Regions from separate parts of the Homo sapiens genome. Here regions 2, 3, 4 and 5 are each linked to region 1. Evidence: read pairs that join two places in POLR2A ChIA-PET (ENCODE). Cell type or tissue: OCI-LY7. All regions are shown on one strand.

The links. ChIA-PET counts read pairs that join two places held together with the same protein. Peaks named below come from ENCODE experiments on the same cell type or tissue, not always from the same donor. Only the 100,000 strongest peaks of a DNase experiment are listed, where the experiment ranks them.
Region 2: POLR2A ChIA-PET joins it to region 1 with 5 read pairs; 7 of 35 experiments call an interaction of 5 or more read pairs at or near these places.
Region 3: POLR2A ChIA-PET joins it to region 1 with 5 read pairs; 3 of 35 experiments call an interaction of 5 or more read pairs at or near these places.
Region 4: POLR2A ChIA-PET joins it to region 1 with 8 read pairs; 1 of 35 experiments calls an interaction of 5 or more read pairs at or near these places.
Region 5: POLR2A ChIA-PET joins it to region 1 with 6 read pairs; 1 of 35 experiments calls an interaction of 5 or more read pairs at or near these places.

The regions. Positions count from the first base shown.
Region 1 is chr6:25,385,689-25,389,688 of GRCh38, forward strand. All of the region lies in intron 2 of CARMIL1 (capping protein regulator and myosin 1 linker 1), which reads left to right. The region is part of intron 1 of LOC124901281 (a long non-coding RNA gene); the gene reads right to left. Among named protein-coding and RNA genes, the nearest start is that of CARMIL1, 110 kb to the left of the region's middle. In OCI-LY7, no CTCF peak of the experiment used is centred here; DNase peaks (open chromatin) are centred at 1,333, 2,003, 2,433 and 3,253; H3K4me3 peaks cover 3,602 bases; H3K27ac peaks cover 4,000 bases.
Region 2 is chr6:25,332,935-25,336,934 of GRCh38, forward strand. All of the region lies in intron 2 of CARMIL1 (capping protein regulator and myosin 1 linker 1), which reads left to right. The region is part of intron 2 of LOC124901281 (a long non-coding RNA gene); the gene reads right to left. Among named protein-coding and RNA genes, the nearest start is that of CARMIL1, 56 kb to the left of the region's middle. In OCI-LY7, no CTCF peak of the experiment used is centred here; a DNase peak (open chromatin) is centred at 2,107; H3K4me3 peaks cover 607 bases.
Region 3 is chr6:25,296,929-25,300,928 of GRCh38, forward strand. The region is part of intron 2 of CARMIL1 (capping protein regulator and myosin 1 linker 1); the gene reads left to right. Among named protein-coding and RNA genes, the nearest start is that of CARMIL1, 20 kb to the left of the region's middle. In OCI-LY7, no CTCF peak of the experiment used is centred here; DNase peaks (open chromatin) are centred at 811 and 1,703; H3K4me3 peaks cover 1,196 bases; H3K27ac peaks cover 796 bases.
Region 4 is chr6:26,090,896-26,094,895 of GRCh38, forward strand. It overlaps HFE (homeostatic iron regulator), which reads left to right. Exons shown (of 6, transcript NM_000410.4): 2 at 1-209; 3 at 419-694; 4 at 1,790-2,065; 5 at 2,224-2,337; 6 at 3,291-4,000. The coding sequence ends at 3,331. It also overlaps HFE-AS1. Among named protein-coding and RNA genes, the nearest start is that of HFE, 5.5 kb to the left of the region's middle. In OCI-LY7, no CTCF peak of the experiment used is centred here; a DNase peak (open chromatin) is centred at 1,736.
Region 5 is chr6:26,202,129-26,206,128 of GRCh38, forward strand. It overlaps H4C5 (H4 clustered histone 5), which reads left to right and starts at 2,482. Exons shown (of 1, transcript NM_003545.4): 1 at 2,482-2,893. The coding sequence starts at 2,517. The coding sequence ends at 2,828. It also overlaps the pseudogene RPS10P1. RefSeq lists enhancers at 2,270-2,519, 2,530-2,669, 3,990-4,000. In OCI-LY7, CTCF peaks have their summits at 2,277 and 2,477; DNase peaks (open chromatin) are centred at 383, 853, 2,363, 3,253 and 2 weaker places; H3K4me3 peaks cover 3,846 bases; H3K27ac peaks cover 4,000 bases.

The sequences.
Region 1 (4,000 bases):
TGGTGGTATTTTTATTTTGGATTTGGATCAGTCAGCACTAACATAAAAAATGGCCTCTTTCATGGTGCAAATTAGTAAGGCTTCACTTTCAGCTCTTGAATTTTTCCAAGACTCATTATTCCAGTCTGTAGATTATTCTGAGCCTTAGACTCTCATTTTCTGCTCATTAGCACCTCAAAGAATGGAGAGGAAGGAAGAGAGAGAAACTTCAGTCTGACTTGCTACTTGTTAGAAGATTTGGTAAAGAAGGTGATGAAATTAATATTTAGTTTTCAAAATCAGGTTACAGATTGTTTTTGGGCTTGTTCTTGCCTGCAGTTCTTGCTTTCTCTCAACCATAGCTAACTTGCTGTCTGGATACATCCGAGTGTATTTGCCTCATGCACAATGAAGGGTAGGATTAACCTTGGAAATTTGCTGTGGGCAAATAGCCCAAGAATTAATACATTTAATAATACATTTAATTATTTTACCAATCACACTGGTTATTTGCAGTGTCAAAGCAGTTACCTTGGTATGATATAAGGACATGGAATTAATTTTGTTGTTTATAATCTTTGTGTGTGTGTGGGGTGGGTGGTGAGGACGGAATCTTGCTCTGTCGCCCAGGCTGGAGTGCAGAGGCTCAATCTTGGCTCACTGCAACCTCCACCTCACAGATTCAAGTGATCCTCCTGCCTCAGCCTTCCAGGTAGCTGGGATTACAGGTGTCTGCCACCACACCTGGCTAACTTTTTGTGTTTTTAGTAGAGATGGGGTTTCACCATGTTGGTGAAACTGCTGACCTCAAGTGATCCACCTACCTCAGCCTCCCAAAGTGCTGGGATTACAGGCCTGAGCCACCATGCCTGGCTTGTTGTTTGTAATCTGATATCTTGCTACTTGAACTTTGTTAGTATGGTTTAGGAGTAGGAACTTTAAAATGAAAACGAACACCGCCCAGGACGTTGAAGAAATAACTGTACCCACTTCATAGGGTTGTCAGGAGGGTTAAATGAGTTAATATAAGCAAAGACTAAGGTCCAGCACATAGTAAATGTCATATAAACACTGGTCATTTTTATTGATTTTACTTTGAAAGTCAATTAGAATTTGCATGAAAGTAACAAGCAATAGGTGAAAATCATGATAGTACTAGATAATACAAGACATCATGAGGCCGGCTGTGGTGGCTCATGCCTGTAATCCTAGCACTTTGGGAGGCTGAGGTGGGCGTATCACCTGAGGTCAGGAGTTCAAGACCAGCCTGGCCAACAACATGGTGAAACCCCATCTCCACAAAAATACAAAAATTAGCCAGGCATGATGGCCGGTGCCTGTAATCTCAGCTACTTAGGAGCCTGAGGCGGGAGAATCGTTTGAACCTGCGAGGCCGAGATCGCACCATTGCACTCCAGCCTGGGTGACAGAGTGAGACTCTGTCTCCAAAAAAAAAAAAAAAAAAATCACAACAGACTAGATAACACTCTATGATGTCACCTTTTACTTCACTAAGAACACATTTAATGTACAGACTATATGCATTTTTAAATGCTCTGGTTCAAGGAAAGTTAAAAGTGTTTATAGTTATAGGTCTACATTTGAGAAATACTTGTTATGAACTGAGGAACAGGCAAATCCAGCATTTGGGCCACAACTTTTCTTTGATAGTTCCCCAGATAATAGGCTGAAGAGCATATGCAGAGATATAAAAGTCAATGAATAAGTGAATAGCTGAATCTGTTGAACACTATGCTCACAGTTTCTAGTTCAAGACAAATGAAACATTAACATAAGTTGTTCTGAATTTTCTAAGTGAAGAATTCTACCCTTCTTTAAGTTAAAAGATTTATAACCTTTTCAATAGCAGTATATATTCTGCAATTCAGCAGCTTTTCTTTCTGTGATTTTGAAGACCATCTTTTGAAGATGCAGAATTTAGAATTCCTACTTGGGGGCATTTCTTCAATTCAGTGAGCCATTCATGAGATTCAACCAATGGAAACATTAAACACAATGAGTGTGAGGAACTGAAAGTGCTTTGTTTTTTGGTTGCAGTGACTTCTAATTGAAGCAAACCAGCTATACATGTGGATGGTCATGACTTTATAATTACAATTAAAATATTTTCAGTAGAAGACTGAGGCCTCAGGGAAAGCATCGTATGAAATAGAGAATAATCACCAGATGCAACTATGGGCCCCTTTTCCGAGTGGGTAATGATTTCTTTGCCTCTAGCTGTGAGTTGGCAAATGGACTCTGTCATTTTGGGTATCTGTTGGAAGAAAGAAAAGGAAGGAACAGAACGATGAGAGAAACAGTTCATAAGAAAAAAAGAGAAAAAGATCTTGAGCAGATAGGCAAGTAGAAGTAAAAATCCTCACTGTTTGAGGCCTCCAGACCTTGTTGAACCATGTTACTATTGTAGCATTACACCTGCAATGTGTCTGCAGGTGTTCTGGATGTTTTGAAACTCATTTGATGTAGAAGCGTTTCTTGATGTCAAGTTATGTTGGATTTGGCATCATTATTCTCTCTACAACAGTAGAGTAAAGGCTGGAGAGTATTGAAAGGCTAATTTTTTTTGGTGATGTCTGCCTTAGTTAAAATAGCTACTATTAGGTGATAGAAATGAAGGTATTTAGCACACACAACAGTTTTATTATGTTTTGTCTTTTAGATGTGGATTTCTCTACTTTTTTTGTTTTGTTTTGTTTGAGATGAAGTCTCGCTCTGTCGCCCAGGCTGGAGTGCAGTGGAGCGATCTCAGCTCACTGCAACCTCCGCCTCCCGGGTTCAAGCAATTCTGCCTCAGCCTCCTGAGTAGCTGGGATTACAGGCAGGCGCCACCATGCCTGGCTAATTTTTCTGTATTTTTAGTAGAGACGGGGTTTCACCATGTTGGCCAGGCTGGTCTCAAACTCCTGACCTTGTGATCCACCTGCCTTGGCCTCCCAAAGTGCTGGGATTACAGGCATAAGCCACCGCACCTGGCCTTTTTTTATTTTATTTTATTTTAAGAGACAGGGTGTTGCTCTGTCATCTAGGCTGGAGTGCAATGGCATGATCATAGCTCACTGCAGCCTGCAACTCCTGGGCTCAAACAATCCTTTCACCCCAGCCTCTCAAAGTGTAGCAGCTGGGACTATAGGCACAGACCACCACACCCAGCACATTTTTACAATTTTTTTGTAACAAAAAAGGGAGGCTTCTTTTTGTTGCCCAGGCTGGTCTTGAATTCATGGCCTCAAGCGATCTTCCTGTGTCGGCCTCCAAAAGTGCTGAGATTACAGACATGAGCCACCACACCTGGCCTCTACTTAACAGGCACTACCAAGAAAGTAGGAATGACTGCCCTAAGGGGAATTAGCTTTTACTCCTTACTGATGGGGATTTCCTGCCTCCACTACTAGAGAAACCCACATTTCCATGTTTTACGTTCAGTACTCACCAAACATTTCCAAGTGCCTGGCACTGTGCTTGTCTCATCCACAGATGCTCTGCCAGTAGAAAATGGAATGGTTTTAATTGAGAAGACATGAGGAGGACTTCTATTTCTTAATTGGAGTCTATAAGCAAACTTCAAAAGAATCTTTCAGCTTCTCATTGGTTTAAAAATTATGACACTGTCTATTATATGTTTTGCATAACTTTAAATCTTCTTTTAGTCATATTGTATTGTTTTCTTTTTTGAGATTTGGGGGGGTCTTGCTGTGTTGCCCAGGCTGCCCTTGAACTCCTGGACTCAAGCTATCCTCCTGCCTCAGCCTCCCAAGAAGCTGGGGATACAGGCATGTGGCATAGTCAAATTGTTTTGCAAAAGTGTTAGCTGCTTGAGATTTTAGGCAGATTGGAAGGTGTCGATCACTTCTTTTCTCCAAAGTGTAAAATGGAATAATTGCTGGAATTGGATGTCAGTTTGTTTTTATTCTAGACACTATGAAACATGACTAATGATGCCAGGAATACTTGAGTCAGCATGTGAAAAGGAAAAAGCAATGAGTTGTTTCTGCCCAGTGAT
Region 2 (4,000 bases), 53 kb before region 1:
GTGGACATATGACCCAAGAGTCCTTCATTGGGGTCTAGGGAAATACCGCCTTGAAGAGAGAGGCTCTCTTTTTCTGCTGGAGAGACTAAATGGTTTACACTCAGATGTGATTCCTGCTACGTGGAGGAAGTCCATCTGAATAGTACAGATTGATGACCTTGCCCAGAAAAGCAGAGATTCTACAGAAATGTGGAAAGTCCCCTCCCTGCTGTTTACTACACTGTATCCCTTGGAATGCCAGCGCTTAAAGGTGTTAAGTGAGTAAAACTTCTTTGGTCAAATAAATTTAAAGAAAGAAATTTCTTGACAGCAGAACTTTTCAGATGAGCCTTTGTAATGAATATGCGGCTGGGCATAGTGGCTCATGTCTGTTATCCCAGCACTTTGGGAGGCTGAGGTGGGTGGATTGCTTGACCCCAGGAGTTCGAGACCAGCCTGGGCAACATCACAAGACCCCTTCTCTGCAAAAAATACAAAAAATACAGAAAAATCAGTGATGAGTGCAGCTGTAGTCCCTGCTACTTGGGAGGCTGAGGCAGGGGCATCGCTTGAGCCTGGAAGGTCGAGGCTCCTGTGAGCCAAGATTGTGCCACTGCGCTCCAGCCTGAGTGACAGAGCAAGACACTGTGTAAATAAATAAAAATATGTTTTGTGCTTCTTTAAGAGGAGGATTAGTAAACAGTGTTCCCCAAATCTATTTGACAGTGGAGGGTTTTTTTTTGTTTTTAAATGGGACATCTATAAATATCTCTCAGTTGGAACCCAGCTTGAAATATTGCTTGAAATGCTATAACAGGTTGTCATTTTTTTGTAGTCATAGTGGGGATGGGTGAGTTGTTCTTTATTTCTGGCAAAACTGGTAGGCTCCATATAACTGTCATTACTTCCTGATGTTTTATAGCTTGTTAAGGAGACAAAAGCCTTTTTTCTTCTCCTAGTATTTTAACATGTTAGTACCAGATATTATCTATGCTTAGGTATGAATTTTGGCTCAGAGATTTTCTCAGCATCACACCAATGATAAGTTTCATGATCCTAGAATGTACTTTCCCTGTATTCTTTCTCCTCTGCTGGTGTTCTGTGAGTCCACGTGTATGTGTGTGCAGGACAACACTTAAAGTGGTTATTCTTTCTTCAAAGACTCAGTTCAACACACCCCTGGTGGCTGTTGTAGCTCAGGGTTGAGTAGTGATCCTGGTATTAAAGATGAGAAATTTGTTAGGTAGCCGCTATGAGCTGCAAGGTTTCCTGAGGCAGAGGTATCCGGAACAGAGTCAGGGAGGCCATGGGGCCAGAGGCCTTCCTGATTCTGGACACACAGAGTACCTTGGTTTCCCCACCCTACCTTAAAAATATATTCGGATTCACTTATACCGATTAATTACTTAGAGAGAGTGAATGTATTATAGTTATGTGAACTTGTACTCCCTGGCTGTCTCTCTTCTTATGCCTTGGTGATTTGTCTAGAGGATAAATTGCTTTTTGGCTTTTATAAATTCTGTTTTCTTCTACCAACTGCTAACCATTAACATCTCAATCAAATGGGGGAATTTGCAGTTATCAGCTTAACTAATCTCCATGCCCACATTTCTTGCTTCTCTCCCTGTTACTGACCCAGATCCTTGATGATAACTCATTGTAGATTTTGTTATCATTTAAAACCTTTTCAACTAGGTACTTGATATAATAGTTCTTATTAATTTTTAATTAATTTTATATTATTTAGTCATTTGCTGAGTTGGTAGATATTTATCTTGTGATTTCTTTTAAAAAAGTCTTAGTTCTGAGATGAACCTTTAACAGCACCCTTCTGTGGCAGTCTACTAAGCACAGTGTTAACCTGAGGTCTTTGGAAAGGCCAGCTTCTCACAGATCTAAGGGATGCAATTTGCTGGCAAATCTTTAGTTGGCCAGTCTTGACTACATCTGATCAAAGTTGGGAAGTGAGCTGCTGGAGACGGTGACATTTTCTGAAGCATGAACAGTAACAATCTGAAACCATAGGCCCTTCACACCTCTTCTGTCATTTCGTCTTTGCTACCGTCCTTGGAAATAGCCTGTCTTTACAAAGGTTTCTATATAGGTTAAGATACTTGCTTGAGGTCATGCAAATAAGAGCTAGTCTGGAGGAAAAACTCAGTTTCCTGTCTCTTCTGTTCATTTCACTGTCCTGCATGGGGTTATGCTTTTTTCTTTCAATGAAGCGTAGGAAGTCTCCTTGGGAATCATCTGTGCTGATCTCTGTGTGTGTGTTTTAAATTGCAATTTGTGTTGCAACTGGTAATTCCAGTTCTTGTATATTACTAAGGCTTTCTCTGTAGATGGATAGTTAATCCGTGAAAATCCCGAAAAGCATGCAGCTCTGTTGATTTGATTTTGTTATAAGATAAGGAATGCATAATCACTCTGGGTTCCTGGCTTTAAATTATAAGGATGTGTTAAATTATGAAAATGAAATGAGGTTTCTAAAAATTCTATATTCTGGAAAATGCTATTAAGCAATTTCCATTTTGATGCAATGTATATTTAAAAAGATATATTTTCTGTGTATAGTTGTACTGTTTTTAATCTCCTTGTGATTTTCCTGAAGCTGTGCTTAAATGTGAACAATTGTTTAAAATAAACCAATAAAGGAGAGAAATAGGATGAAGATATTTTACATGTTTTACTAATTCTGACATGTCCCCAAGTGATAAATGGTATTCAGAGGCTGTCTGTACAAGAAGGGTTCTTACAGTCCATTTCTAGACTAATTTCAGAGAACGCAGCACCTGAGTGGCCAGGTGAGCTGTGCTCACTGTGGGGCGGCAGGGTGGGCGCTAAAGCCTTGAGTCCATGCTCAATGCGCTTTCCCCTGCCCCGTGCTGGCATCCAGATTTTTGTTTATTGTCTCTAGTTTCTACATCCTTTGTAGGCAATGAAACTCACCTTATATGGAATTGTACGTGTCTTTTATAGGAAGAGTATGTGTGTCTAAGTTAATCACTCCTGGTGGGATCTCTGTCTGCTCTGTTACTGTGTTGGCCATTGTTACTGCTCTGTTACTGTGCTGGCCCAATGAAATAGTCTCTCGGCCATTTGACTACTTCAGTTTAGGCCCTAGATTGTTTTGCAACTTGCTTCCTAGTTCATCCCCCTTCCACCCATCTTCCATATTTCCAGGAGAAAAAAAATAAAAATAAAAACTTTAATGTCTCCCCCAACCCCCAGATTTTAGGTACTGTTTTCTGCCCCCTGTCTCGCTTTCTAGCTGTTTCTCCTCTCCTGTTTGCATGCACCCTTCTCATTCTGGCTTTAGGAACTACTTGCTGTCTTGACAGTGACAGGTTTCATCCCTCCATGCTTGTAGGTTGTTGCACCATCCTATGACCAGAATACCTTCCTCTCCCCATTTCAGCCATTAGTACTCAGCTTCTGTATGTGCTTCCCTAGGAAGTCCTTCCAGTGACAGACTGTACTCTACTCACCTCCCCTGTGAGCAGCCTAAGGCAGTATGGTAGCGAAGAGTGTGGGCTGTGGTCTCAGGTTGCCTGGGTTCAAACCCAGCTCCTAGCTGTGTGACGTTGGACAAGTCACTTAACTTCTTTGGGCTTCAGCTCTCATCTCTAATTAATAGTATTTAAGGTTGTTTTAGGGTTAAATGACTTAATGGATGTAAATCATTCATGAAAGTGCACATACGAACATCCTGTTGCTCACAATCTAGTATTACTAGCTTTTAAGCCTGGAAAACCAGTATGATTCCATTTTTGTACCCTCAGGCCCCTTTTATAGTACATAGGACATGGTAGGCACTCAATAAATGTTGCTTACTTGAATAAATGAAACAAAAAAGTCAGGAAACACAGAACACTTATTTTAGTGTTTGTTAAGTTATGCCCTGCTTTGTTCCAGAAAATGATTTATTTCAATTAGGGTTTCAGATGTACCCTTTAAGGAGCAATGTATGTATCTGTAAACTTTATATTTTCCTCAGAGTCACAAGCCGTTTGGAATTTCA
Region 3 (4,000 bases), 89 kb before region 1:
CTATCTTTAACTAACTAACTAACTAACTAACTAACTAAAGCATTTTAAAACGTGGCATCTCGCTTTGTTGCTCAGGCTGGTCTCCAACTGTTGGACTCAAGCACTCCTCCTATCTTGGCCTCCTGAGTGTCTGAGACTACAGGCACAGGCCACCATGCCCAGCCTCAGCTCCTTTTCTTTTAAATCTCTTGGTCCAATTTATATTCTTTGCCAGCATCCTTGGGACAGCACAAATGTTGAAGTTTGGGGAAACATTTTGTACAACTTTGTTCACTGAATCACAGTCACTGCTTGTGCTGTTGATAATCAAAACTAGGCTGCACAGAGTGACGTAGTCACATATTTGGCTTGGGTGTACAGATGTTTCCCTTCAAGCATCTTGGATGTCTTGCTCCTTATCAGAATTTTATCTCCCCCAAATTCATTGTTTGTGAATTAACTGTAAAGTTCTGGGAGCGATTTCCTTTTCAACAGTTTGCCTTTCTAGAAAAAAACTTTTGGAGTTTAAATAGCACTTAACCCTCTATCATTTTACTCTCTCTGAAGTGGTCTCTGTGGAGAACATGTTGGGTCTTCTCTGTTCAATATCTCTCTCTCTCTTTCTTGGCAAAGCCTGGATGCGAGAAGTTGGTCCAATCTTTCCTGTCCAGGGTTGCTTGTTAATACAGCATCTGGAGCAAAGGAAAGGCTATTAGCACCTTGTCACTTGGAGTTTCTTAAGCATTGTTCCATTTATGTGTTCTTTCTGCAGAGATTTAATGAAAGTGGCATCTGTCTTTACACCTGACATATGCAGGTTGTCCGCAGAACTGAACAAGTGGTGTCAGCAACACTGTATATGCAGGAAGGCTTCATGCTCACGTCGTTTTTTCTGTGTTCTCTGGGAGTAGCCAACTTCTTTATTCATCAGAGTAGGGCTTTACATTTTAATATTCTAGAGAGAGATGCTTGTGGTGATATATTTAGCCTTAAATTCAGGAATGGCTTCTTTTTTCAATGTCTTTACATTTTACGCCTCCCATTTTCTGTGTTAATAGGTAAGTGTGCCTACATTTAAATTCTGAAATGGCATTTGCTAACATTTAATCTTGGCCAAGTTATTTAACTTCTCTGTGCCTTACTTTCTTCATCTGTAAAATGGGTGTAATAACAAAAAACTACATTGTAGCTTTGTTTTGAAAATTAAGTGGGATATTACATATAAAATATTTCATAATAGTGCCTGGCACATAGTAAGTCATGAGTAAGTCTTAGCTGTTATTGTTAGGGGTAGTGTCGTGATAATGCTAAATGCTTTGATTAAAAGAATCTAATTGTATATTTGAGTCACAGATTATTCAGATATATTTTATATAAATATTTCAAAAGAAATACCTCAACTTTGCATGTCTTCCTGGCCCTGTACAAGGTACATGTTGTTATGTTTTCTCTGCTCAGAGCTATTTTAAGCCAGTACAGACTGTCTACAGAAATGGGTTTAGAATGTTTTTTCACTCTGCTGTTCTTAAAGAGGGTACACTGCTTTTGAGAAATCTTTTTTAAAGAAAGGGTTCAAGTTCAGTGTTGAGAAATTTGTCTCTGAGGACAACGCTGTGCATTTCCAATACGTATCTGTTTTTCATCTTGCTTTCATTGCAGATCTGCATGTATTTAGATATATGCTCAAGTCCCTCTTTCACTTCCCAGTTACTTAGAGTGAAAAAAAGAAAACATCAGTAGTTGGTGCCTGTTCATTCACTTAGGGCTTTCTTGGTCCTTTCAGGGCACTGCTGTCTGTTGCTGTTGCCTCACTCAGTTTGCTTCCTCTTGGATTTCAGTTATGATTGCTTTTTTTTTTTTTTTTGAGACGGAGTTTTGCTCTTGTTGCCTGGGCTGGAGTGCAATGGCGCGATCTCGGCTCACCGCAACCTCCGCCTCCTGGGTTCAAGCGATTCTCCTGCTTCAAATTCCCGAGTAGCTAGTATTACAGGTGTGTGCCACCATGCCCAGCTTATTTTGTATTTTTAGTGGAGACAGGGTTTCTCCATGTTTCAGGGTGGTCTCGAACTCCTGACCTCAGGTGATCTGCCCGCCTCAGCCTCCCAAAGTGCTGGGATTACAGGTGTGAGCCACTGCGCTTGGCCGATTGCTTTTATTTTATAGCCGGTCCTTGATCGGGGGTGCAGGGTGCATTATCTGAGTTCATTGGTGTGTGTGGCTCTGTGTCTCCATAGTCAGAAGGATTCCTGGGCATGCTGGATTCTTTTTTTTTTTTTTTTTTGGGAAAGAGTCTCACTCTGTTGTCCAGGCTGGAGTGCAGTGGTGCAATCTTAGCTCACTGCAACTTCTGCCTCCCGGGCTCAAGGGATTCTCCTGCCTCAGCCTCCTGAATAGCTGGGATTACAGGTGCCTGCCACCATACCCAGCTAATTTTTTGTATTTTTAGTAGAGACGGGGTTTTACCATGTTGGCCAGGCTGGTCTCAAAGTCCTGACCTCAGGTGATCTGCCCGCCTCGGCCTCCCAAAGTGCTGGGATTACAGGCCTAAGTCACAGCACCCGGCCCATGCTGGGTTCTTAATCTCCAGGCTGTGCTGGACTCTCACCTTCTAACCAACCTTGAGGTATTTCAGTCCCAGCACTATTGACATTTTGGTCAAAACAATTGTTGTGGGGGCTGTCCTGTGCATGATAGGATGTTTACCAGCATCTGTGGCCCCTCCCCACTAGATCCTGGCACCATCACCCACTCTTCCCACAGTTGGGATAATTAAAAATGTCTCCAGAGGCTGGGCACGGTGGCTCATGCCTGTAATTCCAGCACTTTGGGAGGCCGAGGCGAGCGGATCACCTGAGGTCAGGAGTTTTTGAGACCAGCCTGGCCAACATGGCGAAAACCCATCTCTACTAAAAATAGAAAAATTAGCTGGGTGTGGTGGCGGGTGCCTGTAATCCTAGCTACTTGGGAGGCTGAGGCATGAGAATTGCTTGAAACTGGGAGGTAGAGGTTGCAGTGAGCTGAGATTGTGCCACTGCACTCCAGCCTGGGGCGACAGAGTGAGACTCCACCTCAAAAAAAAAAAAAAAAAAGTTTCCAAACATTGTCACATGTCCTTTGGATTGTAGAATTGGCCCCCCCACTGAGAATCATTGGTTTAGATCAGTGGGTTTCAAATGTCAGAGAGCAGGTGTGTATTTTATCATATTTAGCTTCTAGAGTTATGTCTAAGTCTCGAAATTTACAGTTTTATGATATAGCCATTGTTGATTTATCTAAAAGTCTATATGCATTTAAAATGCTTATTTTTGAAATATTTAGATAACCAAATCTGTATGTAACAAAAATAACAAATCCCACCACATAGCAATTTGTCTTGTTTTAAGATACCTAAAAGATCAGACCAGTGGTTCTCAATATTTGGTCCTGAGAAACAGCAACATTAACATCACCTGATAACTTATCAAAAATGCAAAAGCAGGCCAAGCGTGGTGGCTCATGCCTGTAATCCCAGCAGTTTGGAAGGCCAAGGAGGGAGGATCACTTGAGGCCAGGAGTTCGAGACCAGCCTGGCCAACATGGCAAACTCCTGTCTCTGCTAAAATATGGAGGCACACACTTGTAATCCCAGCTATTTGGGAGGCTAAGGCATGAGAGTCACTTGAACTCGGGAGGTAGAGGTTGCAGTGGGCTGAGATCGTGCTACTGCACTCCAGCCTGGGTGACAGAGTGAAACTTTTCCTCAAAACCAAACAAAACAAAAAAGCAAAATCAAAGCATAGGAGACCTATCTAGACCTACTAAATCAGAAACTCTGGCAGTGGAGCCCTGCGATCTGTTTTAACAAGCCCTTCAGGTCATTTTGATGCACACTGAAGTTTGAGAAACACTTGGTTAGTTACTTAGGTAACTAGGTAACTAAGTATATTACTAAGTTACTTAGATAATTAAGTTAGCTCCAGTTAGAGACCCATAGAATAAACCTTATTGAGAAATAAGTATAACCTGCTATATACAGAACTTT
Region 4 (4,000 bases), 710 kb after region 1:
TTCCTTGTTTGAAGCTTTGGGCTACGTGGATGACCAGCTGTTCGTGTTCTATGATCATGAGAGTCGCCGTGTGGAGCCCCGAACTCCATGGGTTTCCAGTAGAATTTCAAGCCAGATGTGGCTGCAGCTGAGTCAGAGTCTGAAAGGGTGGGATCACATGTTCACTGTTGACTTCTGGACTATTATGGAAAATCACAACCACAGCAAGGGTATGTGGAGAGGGGGCCTCACCTTCCTGAGGTTGTCAGAGCTTTTCATCTTTTCATGCATCTTGAAGGAAACAGCTGGAAGTCTGAGGTCTTGTGGGAGCAGGGAAGAGGGAAGGAATTTGCTTCCTGAGATCATTTGGTCCTTGGGGATGGTGGAAATAGGGACCTATTCCTTTGGTTGCAGTTAACAAGGCTGGGGATTTTTCCAGAGTCCCACACCCTGCAGGTCATCCTGGGCTGTGAAATGCAAGAAGACAACAGTACCGAGGGCTACTGGAAGTACGGGTATGATGGGCAGGACCACCTTGAATTCTGCCCTGACACACTGGATTGGAGAGCAGCAGAACCCAGGGCCTGGCCCACCAAGCTGGAGTGGGAAAGGCACAAGATTCGGGCCAGGCAGAACAGGGCCTACCTGGAGAGGGACTGCCCTGCACAGCTGCAGCAGTTGCTGGAGCTGGGGAGAGGTGTTTTGGACCAACAAGGTATGGTGGAAACACACTTCTGCCCCTATACTCTAGTGGCAGAGTGGAGGAGGTTGCAGGGCACGGAATCCCTGGTTGGAGTTTCAGAGGTGGCTGAGGCTGTGTGCCTCTCCAAATTCTGGGAAGGGACTTTCTCAATCCTAGAGTCTCTACCTTATAATTGAGATGTATGAGACAGCCACAAGTCATGGGTTTAATTTCTTTTCTCCATGCATATGGCTCAAAGGGAAGTGTCTATGGCCCTTGCTTTTTATTTAACCAATAATCTTTTGTATATTTATACCTGTTAAAAATTCAGAAATGTCAAGGCCGGGCACGGTGGCTCACCCCTGTAATCCCAGCACTTTGGGAGGCCGAGGCGGGTGGTCACAAGGTCAGGAGTTTGAGACCAGCCTGACCAACATGGTGAAACCCGTCTCTAAAAAAATACAAAAATTAGCTGGTCACAGTCATGCGCACCTGTAGTCCCAGCTAATTGGAAGGCTGAGGCAGGAGCATCGCTTGAACCTGGGAAGCGGAAGTTGCACTGAGCCAAGATCGCGCCACTGCACTCCAGCCTAGGCAGCAGAGTGAGACTCCATCTTAAAAAAAAAAAAAAAAAAAAAAAGAGAATTCAGAGATCTCAGCTATCATATGAATACCAGGACAAAATATCAAGTGAGGCCACTTATCAGAGTAGAAGAATCCTTTAGGTTAAAAGTTTCTTTCATAGAACATAGCAATAATCACTGAAGCTACCTATCTTACAAGTCCGCTTCTTATAACAATGCCTCCTAGGTTGACCCAGGTGAAACTGACCATCTGTATTCAATCATTTTCAATGCACATAAAGGGCAATTTTATCTATCAGAACAAAGAACATGGGTAACAGATATGTATATTTACATGTGAGGAGAACAAGCTGATCTGACTGCTCTCCAAGTGACACTGTGTTAGAGTCCAATCTTAGGACACAAAATGGTGTCTCTCCTGTAGCTTGTTTTTTTCTGAAAAGGGTATTTCCTTCCTCCAACCTATAGAAGGAAGTGAAAGTTCCAGTCTTCCTGGCAAGGGTAAACAGATCCCCTCTCCTCATCCTTCCTCTTTCCTGTCAAGTGCCTCCTTTGGTGAAGGTGACACATCATGTGACCTCTTCAGTGACCACTCTACGGTGTCGGGCCTTGAACTACTACCCCCAGAACATCACCATGAAGTGGCTGAAGGATAAGCAGCCAATGGATGCCAAGGAGTTCGAACCTAAAGACGTATTGCCCAATGGGGATGGGACCTACCAGGGCTGGATAACCTTGGCTGTACCCCCTGGGGAAGAGCAGAGATATACGTGCCAGGTGGAGCACCCAGGCCTGGATCAGCCCCTCATTGTGATCTGGGGTATGTGACTGATGAGAGCCAGGAGCTGAGAAAATCTATTGGGGGTTGAGAGGAGTGCCTGAGGAGGTAATTATGGCAGTGAGATGAGGATCTGCTCTTTGTTAGGGGGTGGGCTGAGGGTGGCAATCAAAGGCTTTAACTTGCTTTTTCTGTTTTAGAGCCCTCACCGTCTGGCACCCTAGTCATTGGAGTCATCAGTGGAATTGCTGTTTTTGTCGTCATCTTGTTCATTGGAATTTTGTTCATAATATTAAGGAAGAGGCAGGGTTCAAGTGAGTAGGAACAAGGGGGAAGTCTCTTAGTACCTCTGCCCCAGGGCACAGTGGGAAGAGGGGCAGAGGGGATCTGGCATCCATGGGAAGCATTTTTCTCATTTATATTCTTTGGGGACACCAGCAGCTCCCTGGGAGACAGAAAATAATGGTTCTCCCCAGAATGAAAGTCTCTAATTCAACAAACATCTTCAGAGCACCTACTATTTTGCAAGAGCTGTTTAAGGTAGTACAGGGGCTTTGAGGTTGAGAAGTCACTGTGGCTATTCTCAGAACCCAAATCTGGTAGGGAATGAAATTGATAGCAAGTAAATGTAGTTAAAGAAGACCCCATGAGGTCCTAAAGCAGGCAGGAAGCAAATGCTTAGGGTGTCAAAGGAAAGAATGATCACATTCAGCTGGGGATCAAGATAGCCTTCTGGATCTTGAAGGAGAAGCTGGATTCCATTAGGTGAGGTTGAAGATGATGGGAGGTCTACACAGACGGAGCAACCATGCCAAGTAGGAGAGTATAAGGCATACTGGGAGATTAGAAATAATTACTGTACCTTAACCCTGAGTTTGCGTAGCTATCACTCACCAATTATGCATTTCTACCCCCTGAACATCTGTGGTGTAGGGAAAAGAGAATCAGAAAGAAGCCAGCTCATACAGAGTCCAAGGGTCTTTTGGGATATTGGGTTATGATCACTGGGGTGTCATTGAAGGATCCTAAGAAAGGAGGACCACGATCTCCCTTATATGGTGAATGTGTTGTTAAGAAGTTAGATGAGAGGTGAGGAGACCAGTTAGAAAGCCAATAAGCATTTCCAGATGAGAGATAATGGTTCTTGAAATCCAATAGTGCCCAGGTCTAAATTGAGATGGGTGAATGAGGAAAATAAGGAAGAGAGAAGAGGCAAGATGGTGCCTAGGTTTGTGATGCCTCTTTCCTGGGTCTCTTGTCTCCACAGGAGGAGCCATGGGGCACTACGTCTTAGCTGAACGTGAGTGACACGCAGCCTGCAGACTCACTGTGGGAAGGAGACAAAACTAGAGACTCAAAGAGGGAGTGCATTTATGAGCTCTTCATGTTTCAGGAGAGAGTTGAACCTAAACATAGAAATTGCCTGACGAACTCCTTGATTTTAGCCTTCTCTGTTCATTTCCTCAAAAAGATTTCCCCATTTAGGTTTCTGAGTTCCTGCATGCCGGTGATCCCTAGCTGTGACCTCTCCCCTGGAACTGTCTCTCATGAACCTCAAGCTGCATCTAGAGGCTTCCTTCATTTCCTCCGTCACCTCAGAGACATACACCTATGTCATTTCATTTCCTATTTTTGGAAGAGGACTCCTTAAATTTGGGGGACTTACATGATTCATTTTAACATCTGAGAAAAGCTTTGAACCCTGGGACGTGGCTAGTCATAACCTTACCAGATTTTTACACATGTATCTATGCATTTTCTGGACCCGTTCAACTTTTCCTTTGAATCCTCTCTCTGTGTTACCCAGTAACTCATCTGTCACCAAGCCTTGGGGATTCTTCCATCTGATTGTGATGTGAGTTGCACAGCTATGAAGGCTGTACACTGCACGAATGGAAGAGGCACCTGTCCCAGAAAAAGCATCATGGCTATCTGTGGGTAGTATGATGGGTGTTTTTAGCAGGTAGGAGGCAAATA
Region 5 (4,000 bases), 820 kb after region 1:
CCAGCCCGGGACCCTACAGCTGCTGAGATGTTGATGCGTAAGAAGAACTGGATTGCCATTTATGAACTCCTTTTTAAGGAGGGAGTCATGGTGGCCAAGAAGGATGTCCATATGCCTAAGCACCTAGAAATGGCAGACAAGAATGTGCCCAACCTTCGTGTCATGAAGGCCATGCAGTCTCTCAAGTCCCAGGGCTACTTGAAGGAACAGTTTGCCTGGAGACATTTCTAGTGGTACCTTACCAATGAGGGCATCCAGTATCTCTGTAATTACCTTCATCTGCCCACAGAGATTGTGCCTGCCACCCTACACCACAGCCGTCCAGAGACTGGCAGGCCTCCGCCTGAAGGTCTGGAGGGTGAGCAACCTGCAAGACTCACAAGAGGGGAAGCCGACAGAGATACCTACAGACGGAGTGCTGTGTCCCCTGGTGCTGACAAGAAAGCCAAGGCTGGGGCTGGGTCAACAACCGAATTCCAGTTTAGAGGCAGATTTGGTCGTGGGCCTGGTCAGCCACCTCAGTAAAACTGGAGAGGATTGTTTTGCATTGAATAAACTTACAGCCGAAAAAACTTAAAAAAAAAAAATTCAGTAATGTATTAACTAATGTTCTATTAAATTACAATTTTATATATATAATACAAATATGTAAATACTATTAAAATTATTATAGAAGCATGTAAATTCTTCCTAAATATCACAGTCTCACAGAGTTTTGATATTGCTGGCATTTTAACAGCAGCAATTTACAGTTCCTTTTTGTTTAGTTTCTACATATTTGATTTCTTTTCACAGTAGAAGTCCTAACATTTGCATGCCTAGCAGGGCATACAAATTAACTAACATGTACCCAGTAGCCTTCGAACTGAAGACTCAAAGATACAGGGGAAATCATACATTTTTATGCTTAGATTCAACAAAGTAGGGACAGCTGTGTAGAAATATGATTGGACACAAAGGGTACGAGCTAATGCTAATAGACTGAGCTAATGATAATAGCCCAGCAAGGCCTGTCTATATTCTTGGACTTTCTTGGGCAGCATTCTCTCCTCCTGGGAATAGGACAAGCCCTCTCTTGAATCGGGGTCTTATGACCTACAATCAAACGAGGTAGGCCAGGCAATTTCTTTACTGCCAGTTTTTACACAAAAAGGCAGAAGGAAAGTTGGATTCATATTTTTTAGGTTTTATGGCTAGCTTTGAGTCTAGCTTTGGTTTATATGTTCCATCTTGGGAAGGAAGCAGTCTAGTTCCTATAGCTAGCTTCGGGGAAGAATGGGAGGGAGAAAGAGGAAGGTAGGAGAAGGAGAAAAAGTTACTACGGAGGCCTTCATTTTGTAGCATTGTTTTCTGAGTCCCAACACCTTTTATTTTAAAAGCCTGTAGGAAGTCGCCTATTTAATAACTTGGCCCATTACACGTTGCCAATTCTCTTGTGATAAAGGCTGCTACCAGCATCAAAGAGAACAGAAAACTAACAATAGAGAAGTAAACATTAACACACCAGTGAGTTTCTAGGTTTAGATGTGCGAGTTGGCTAGATATTTAAATGATAATTATAAATTTTAATAAACAGGGAAGAAAGAAAAATAAGCCAAAAATGTAATACGGGCGTCCACAGCGAGGACCAGAATTCATGGGATCAAAAATTTTTTTTTCTTTTCTTTGAGACGGAGTTCCGCTCTTGTTGCACAGGCTGGAGTGCAATGGTGTGATCCGGGCTCACCGCAACCTCTGCCTCCTGGGTTCAAATGATTCTCCTACCTCAGCCTCCTAAGTAGTTGGGATTACAGGTATGCGCCACCAGGCCCGGCTAATTTTGTATTCTTAGTAGAGATGCGGTTTTTCCGTGTTGGAGACTGGTATTGAACTCCCGACCTCAGGTGATCCGCCCGCCTCAGCCTCCCAAAGTGCTGGGATTACAGGCGTGAGCCACAACGCCCGGCGGGATCACTAATTATCCGTGTTTTTCTCTTCGGGAGGAAAATCCTTTTGGTCAGATTTCCCTTGGCTTGGTGGTGGAGAGGGTGAGATCTTGCAGTTTTCAAACACTTCCTAAGGGGGTTCCGTCCCCAAGAGAGCAAGCAGCAGAAATGCCAGAGGAACCGTGCCTATGGGGACAAAGCTGAACTCCTCATGGAAGGAGATTACTGCAGTTCCGGTCTTGTGAGCCAAAGCTCCTGTTCAATCGTCCTAGAGCATCCCAAGCAGCAAATGATTTTAAACATGTTAATGTATTTAATCTCATTTAGTTGTTAAAATATGCCTAAATTTCCTCTTTGGGAACGCAAGACTTGCAGAGATGACTCCATGGAGAGCGGACTCTGCCGGCGGGAACTGGAGTCGTTGGTGACGTCATCCCAGTCTGATCTGTGAAGGGTAGGGCCAGCAGGCAGCACCAAAGTTCCCGTATGCGCGTTTTCAGTCTTCATTTAGGTCCGAATTCCCGGCATATAAGAATACTACCGTCGCTTGTTTTTCAGATTTTTGCGGCTATTTTCGTTGGTGTGTTGGTCATGTCTGGTCGCGGCAAAGGCGGAAAGGGACTGGGTAAAGGAGGCGCTAAGCGTCACCGTAAGGTCCTGCGAGATAACATCCAGGGCATTACCAAGCCTGCCATCCGGCGCCTTGCTCGTCGCGGGGGTGTCAAGCGCATTTCTGGTCTCATCTACGAGGAGACTCGCGGGGTTCTGAAGGTGTTTCTGGAAAACGTGATTCGTGATGCTGTGACTTACACGGAGCACGCCAAACGCAAGACAGTGACAGCGATGGATGTGGTCTACGCGCTGAAGAGACAGGGACGCACTCTTTACGGCTTCGGCGGCTAATGCTACCGCTTAAACGACTCAGCATCTCGACTTCCCAAATCAAAGGCCCTTTTCAGGGCCGCCCACAGTTTTCCGCAAAAGAGCTCATGACTTGTTAGACGATTGGTTGGTCTCTTTATAAGTTAATTGTTCCTGTCAACAGGTACGTATATTTTTCAGCCGTTTTTTTTTTTTCGTTCCAAATTACATTTGGGGTTTCGGCATACGATTTTTTAGGCTACGATCCTTTTATGTTTATTGTAGTAGGGCCTTAGATTGCACTGAAAAGGCTAGGGTAATAGTGTCTGTTTACCTTACCACTTTTATTTTGAGTACCTAAAAATGCATGGTTTTCGACATAAGTGGGAAAACCGCAAGACACTGCGTAACCGCTCAAAATGGCGGAGAGCGAAGAACAAAGCCGGTGCCTGGCAATGGGCCGGACCCGCGAATTAGCGCAACCAATCATCTTCCTGGAAAGGAGTGTGGGCCTTAAATTCTAGCGGCCTGTTTTCTATTACTTAACCTAACGACCGAGTTTAGGTGTGTAGAAGTTCCTGGGGTAGATAAGCTCACGCAAGGAGAGGTTGCAAGCATTCATTTCGGAATTCTATTAAGCCAACCCAGTTGTCCCTTAGAAGTTATGATATTTGCTGTTTTTTGAATAAAAGAATTTGACTCTCTTTAAACCCTAAAGCTTGAAATTTAGCATTTATCTCACATGAGACAAATGTTTAGGAACTCATGTTTAGGAACTCATGTTCCTGCCTGAGGCAGGAACTGAAACACCAGATCACTTGCATCGAGACCGTGAGACTCCCTATGTTTCATCCATCATGATTGCGTCCTTATCCCTCCCTGATTTCCTGTTTTCTCGCCCTTCTCGCTACATAAGCCCCCCAATTTTGGTCGGGGAGACGGATTTGTGATTTCATCTCCTCCCTCATGAATACTCATAGAATTTTTCCAAACCTACTGAATCTGTATGTAAGGTTGACTCTGTAAGGCATATATATATTCCAGCTCCCCTTCACTGCCACAGAGCGCTCATTCCATCCTGGGATTACTTCTCCCTCTGAAAATAAAGTCTTTGTTACTTCCTGCTTGGATCTCATTGTCTATTGTTCAAAAAAGATATGTCGTCATTCCACAGTTATGCCCCAGATGTCTTGGAGATGTGGTTTGTTTAAAGA